Regions from separate parts of the Homo sapiens genome. Here region 2 is linked to region 1. Evidence: read pairs that join two places in POLR2A ChIA-PET (ENCODE). Cell type or tissue: K562. All regions are shown on one strand. Each heading gives the region's core, and the rest is flanking DNA. Links, peaks and the distances in the headings are about the cores only.

Region 1 (2,916 bases), core at 254-2,753:
GGAGTGCTGGAGTGCAGTGGTGCGATCTTGGCTCACTGCACCCTCCGCATCCTAAGTTCAAGCAATTCTCCTGCCTCAGCCTCCCGAGTAGCTGGGACTACAGGCGCACACTACCATGCCTGGCTAACTTCTTTTGTATTTTAGTAGAGACAGGGTTTCACCATGTTGCCTAGGCTGGTCTTGAACTCCTGAGCTCAGGCAATCCTCCTGCCTCAGCCTCCCAAAGTGCTAGGATTACAGGCGTGAGCCACCGCGCCCGGCTGCATCAGTTTTTTCAAAAGTTCATCAGGGTGAAAAGGATACGTAGCCCAGTCTTGTGAATCTTCTCATTCACTGGTTCAACAAATACTGCACTACCAACCACATAATTAGTACAAAGCCAGGCAACAAATACTTGAATTCTTGATAAAAAAAGAAAATAAAAACATGCTTCAATTTTTCTCCAGAGAATGAGGCAGGGGACAATAAAAACCAATCTATATCACCTAACCTAGTAGGCACTAAGAGGCTGATCTCATTTGCTTTGAGGACAAGGCTGCTTCTCACCCCTTCCGCATCTGTTTTCCTCTTGATGAGCCCCTAAAGAGATGCAGCAGAGTTGGGAGGTGGCTCAGGGAAGACAGCAGAGTGGAAAGGTCAAGCTCAAAGGTAAAGGGAGGGGATAGAAGCAGATTACCTGTCGACCGTCTTCTTAAGTCCCATGGCCTTTTGAAAACTCTGCAAGAAAAGGTAGTTCTGTTGATCTGCCTCAGTCTCCAGAACCTCTATTCTAATGAGAGACATAGACCTTTTTTTTTTTTGAGACAGAGTTTTGCTCTTGTTGCCCAGGCCAGAGTGCAGTGGCGTGATCTCGGCTCACCGCAATCTCCGCCTCCCGGGTTCAAGCGATTCTCCTGCCTCAGCCTCCGAGTAGCTGAGATTATAGGAATGCACCACCATGCCGGGCTAATTTTGTATTTTTAGTAGAGATGGGGTTTCTCCATGTTGGTCAGGCTAGTCTCGAACTCCTGACCTCAGGTGATCCGCCCACCTCAGCCTCCCAAAGTGATAGGATTACAGGCGTGAGTCACCGCACCCAGCCACATAGACCTTTTTGAGAAAGCAATTTCCTGGGGGGAAATAGGGAGAGGAAAGCTCTACTTTCAGAATGGATCAAAGAAAACACGCAGGGGTTGGATAGAACACATATTTGAATACCTACTGTGTACTAGACACAGCCTCCCACTCCTGTTACTAACTACATTATACCCTTGTTACATCAAAAGCCTTTCCCAGTAAAAGATGCACTTATAGTAAATTGATCTGGAAACTTCATCAAACTTCAACCCAGCCCCTCCTTCCAACTCTGCATACCTCTTCTACTTTTGTCATCTTTTCCACAGACATGTCTATAGATTTGCTTGATACAGTCTGAGGAGACTGACAGGCTCCTCTGTTTAGTTCAGTAACCAAGGTTTCAGTAGTCATAGTAACATTTACACCTCCAACAATAACCCTGGGCCTAGGAGTTGATTGGCCACCTGGCCTGTTGCCCCAGAAACCTTGAGAGAATCCTTGTTCTGCAGCCTTCTGTTGGTGACACAGGCATCTATGAGCAAGGGCCACAGTCCTGATTTTAGGATTTCTTGTGCTAGGGTCCCAAGGAGTATGTGTATGGTCGTAGGTCCAGGGTATGCACACAGTCCCACCAATTCTCTGGAGGCAAATCCTCATGCCCTATACCCTGTTAGAAATGTGCAGATAACATTATCAAATGCCTGTTTTATTAAAAGACAACTATAAAGGACTGATTCATACGTTTTATTTGATAATAGTTCATTTTATTAAATAATTTATAAAGTCAGACCAGTGCATTGGGCTTGTTAGGGGAAACCATTCCTTCCTACTGTCACATAGCCTGGCAGATTATATCAGGTGCCAAAACATTCCCTTTTATTCAATTTATTAATGAGAGTGTGGAATTAAAGTAGATCCTTGCATGTCAGGAAAGCTGCAACACATCTGGTTTAAGTGGAGCACAAAGGTAAGTTATTCCACATTCACCAACTTCCCCACTTGACCTCCCACCAGTTCCTGTCTGCTTTTTCCATCAATCAACTCTAAGATGCCCTAAACCCAAACAGTTCCCATTCAACTGTGCACAAAGGTATAGATATGGAAGACATCTCACTCCAACTCTCACCTTTGGAATTAAATAAACCTGGAACAGGGAAGGTGAACTATGGCTGAAACCAAGTGAAGATTTTTAAGAAGCTTTGACAGAAACATTAAGAATAACACCTGAATGCAAATCCAGAAAAAAGCGCTACTGGGGGAAAATAGTCTTAGCCAATGTTCTAAAAATGCTCATAAGGAAGGGTTGGGGAATTACCCTTTAGACACAAGCTCTAAGAACTCTGGATACAACGGGAACTTGGATGGATACAGTCTGGGCCTGCTGGGCCAGATGTTCCGAGGGCGGCCCGGCAAGCAGCCTGTCTTGCACATTGCAACTGACTGGCTTAATCTACGGCAAGAGTCCTTCAGCTCCGTCACAGAGTACTCTCCAATGTGTTATAGTTATCCTTAAAGCTCTTCAATTCAAGGAAGTGCTTGGCACGTTTACTCTTCTGACTGGAGGGGAGGTATGTCACCTGGATGGTTGTTGGGGAGACCTCAGGGGACTGAGTTAGGTCTTTGGCTGCTGACTGGTGATGTCGCTGAGAGCTCCCAATTCGTGCTTTAACCCTGAAGAACAGAGAGGGGAGGTCATTGACAGAATGAGGACTAATCAAAGAAATCAGGGCTTATCCCAGGCCATAAATGCAGCAATAGTCACAAATAGTTATTTGTGTCCTATCTGTCCTATTTTGTAAACTAGTTACTAAAACCCCATCTAGTAGCTTAGAAATACAAGAGGCTGAGCGCGGTGGCTCA
Region 2 (2,916 bases), core at 94-2,593, 110 kb after region 1:
TCATATCAGCGTGGTTCCAACAGTTCCTCAGTTCATGGAAAGCCTTCTAGTTTAGTTTACTTGGGATAATTTTACTTATTTTGCTTTATGGTTGTGGAATGTATAGCTGTTGTAATCTTTGTATAGGAATGGAGGACAAGCTTACTGAATGTTTCCTTAAACTGAACACTTATGAATCTTCCAGAGTATCACCTTTTGTCAGAACTCATGAGTTATGAATGGCCCTCAAGATACCAATGCTTTTTCTTCCCTTCCCTTCCCTTCCCTTCTTTTCTTTTCTTTCAGATGGAGTTTCATTCTTTCAGGCTGGAGTGCAATGGCACAGTCTTGGCTCACTGCAACCTCCGCCTCCCAGGTTCAAGAGATTCTCCTGCCTCAGCCTCCTGAGTAGCTAGGGTTACAGGCACCCGCCACCACATCTGGCTATTTTTTTTGTATTTTTTAGTAGAGACAGTGTTGCACCATGTTGGCCAGGCTGGTCTGAACTCCTGACCTCAGGTGATCCGCCTGCCTCAGCCTCCCAAAGTGTTGGGATTACAGGCATGAGCCATCCCGCCTGGCCCATACCAACACTTTCCAACTGAGCTCCTCTCTACCACGAATATGAGAGATTCTAAGAGTTAGGCAAAAATATCATCGCCCCTATTCATCCTGAAGAACTTACAGAAGATGGACCTTCGTCCCTCTGCAACCCTTAGGATTAGTGCTTCTCTTATAAAAGGAAGGGGGGAAATGTCAGAGGCACGTGAACCAGAGCAAGTCTATTTTGAACAAGAGCTGAGTAAAATGAGAATGAGACTTACTGGGCTGCATTCCCAGATGGTTAAAGCATTCTAAGTTACAGAATGAGATAGGAGGTTGCCATAAGATACAGGTCATGGCCGGGCATGGTGGCTCATGCCATGACAGTTTATAAATGCCATGACAATGACAGGAAGTTACCCTATATGGTCTAAAAAGGGGAGGCATGAATAATCCACCTCTTGTTTAGCATATCATCAAGAAACAACCATAAACATGGGCAACCAGCAGCCCTCGGGGCTGCTCTGTCTATGGAGTAGCCATTGTTTTATTCCTTTACTTTCCTAATAAACTTGCTTTCACTTTACTCTATGGACTCGCCCTGAATTCTTTTTTTCTTTTTTTTGAGGCGGAGTCTCGTTCTGTCACCCAGGCTGGAGTGCAGTGGTGCGATCTCGGCTCACTGCAACCTCCACCTCCCGGGTTCATGCCATTCTCCTGCCTCAGCCTCCCAAGTAGCTGGGACTACAGGCGCCCACCACCATGCCCGGCTAATTTTTTTGTATTTTTAATGGAGACGGGGTTTCACCATGTTAGCCAGGATGGTCTCAATCTCCTGACTTTGTGATCCCGCCTTGGCCTCCCAAAGTGCTAGGATTACAGGCATGAGCCGCCGCACTCAGCCTGAATTATTTCTAGTGTGAGATCCAAGAACCCTCTCTTGGGATCTGGATTCAGACCCCTTTCCTGTAACAAGATTAGGCACCAGGAGAAACTGACACACATGGATGATATAACAGATGCCTAAATGGATCCTATGGGGGAACTGGAGCTGGAACAGCCCTTTAGAGTTGTCGCAAAGTGAGGCAAAGAGGCTAGACTTTTATATCCCTCCATCAATCAGTGTTTGACATGGGCCCCATAGGAGGGCATGTAACCTTCGGTGAGGCATCTTTCTGACTTGAAGGGCATTGCCCAATGAGGGAGGTAGCTATGTGGTATCAGCAGCTGGTATTTCCTACATGTAGCGAATGGGCATATTGGCTCCCAAGGGGGAATCTGGGTGGAGCACTATAGTATCCATTAAACCTAGTAAAGAAATATTATTTCTTTACTAGTCACACAGATGTGCCCAGGACAGTGGTAGAGCCCACAGGGTTACATAAATCATAATGGTAGCCCTCAAGAACTTCATAAACTGTATATGGTATTTTAAAAAGTTGCATATTGTCTGTTTCCACCTACTAGAACATAAGCTCTAGGAGGGCAGAGACTATGTTTTGTTCACCACTGTTTCTCCAGTGTCTAGACGTAGATTCTTTGAATGCATTTAATTGGAGCCTTGAGATATGAAGAAGTAGGATGCGGTTACTTCATGCAGAGCAAGAGTGGCATGCACCCAGAGAAGGCCAGGTGGAGCTCAGCATGAGTGTGAAGGCCTCATGTCAAGCCATGTCAGGGGACACAAAGATGGAGTATTCTCTAACCTATGTGACACTCGGCATAAGGGAAGTACAAGCACTCAATATGTGAGTTTCATTCCCACAGTCTGTGGTCTTTAGCCCAGTCTTTCCAGATGCCTATTGAGTTCTTCAAGCATCCAAATGGTTTGGGGTAAGGCTTCAGGTTCTAAATGAGAGGCTTTGTGGGTTACCAGCTGGAGAGTCAGAAAATCTGGATTTGAATTCACTCAGCCATGAAATAATTGTGTGATCTTGGGCCGGGCACGGTGGCTCACGCTTGTAATCCCAGCACTTTGGGAGGCCAAGGAAGGTGAATCACTAGAGGTCAGGAGTTTGAGACCAGCCTGGCCAACATGGTGAAACCCCGTCTTTTTTTTTTTTTTTTTTTTTGAGACAAAGTCTCGCTCTGTTGCCAGGCTGGAGTGCAGTGGCACAATCTCGGCTCACTGCAACCTCCGCCTCCCTGGTTCAAGTGATTCCCCTGCCTCAGCCTCCCGAGTAGCTGGGACTACAGGCGTGCACCACCACGCTAATTTTTTTGTATTTTAGTAGAGATGGAGTTTCACCATGTTGGCCAGGATAGTCTTGATCTCCTGACCTCGTGATCTGCCTGCCTCGGCCTCCCGAGAAACCAAGTCTTTACTAAAAAATATCAAAATTAGCCAGGTGTGATGGACCTGTAGTCCCATCTACTTGGGAGGCTGAGGCAGGA

The links. ChIA-PET counts read pairs that join two places held together with the same protein. Peaks named below come from ENCODE experiments on the same cell type or tissue, not always from the same donor. Only the 100,000 strongest peaks of a DNase experiment are listed, where the experiment ranks them.
Region 2: POLR2A ChIA-PET joins it to region 1 with 5 read pairs; 6 of 35 experiments call an interaction of 5 or more read pairs at or near these places.

Annotation. Positions count from the first base shown.
Region 1 is chr1:154,204,922-154,207,837 of GRCh38, forward strand. CFAP141 (cilia and flagella associated protein 141) reads right to left here and starts at 1,412. Exons shown (of 4, transcript NM_001010979.3): 1 at 1,354-1,412; 2 at 677-717. The coding sequence starts at 1,386. LTAP1 (lipid transport auxiliary protein 1) reads right to left here. Exons shown (of 7, transcript NM_001098616.3): 7 at 1,799-2,727. The coding sequence ends at 2,532. In K562, for the core only: no CTCF peak of the experiment used is centred there; a DNase peak (open chromatin) is centred at 1,510.
Region 2 is chr1:154,317,713-154,320,628 of GRCh38, forward strand. No RefSeq gene overlaps it. Among named protein-coding and RNA genes, the nearest start is that of AQP10, 1.9 kb to the right of the region's middle. In K562, for the core only: no CTCF peak of the experiment used is centred there; no DNase peak of the experiment used is centred there.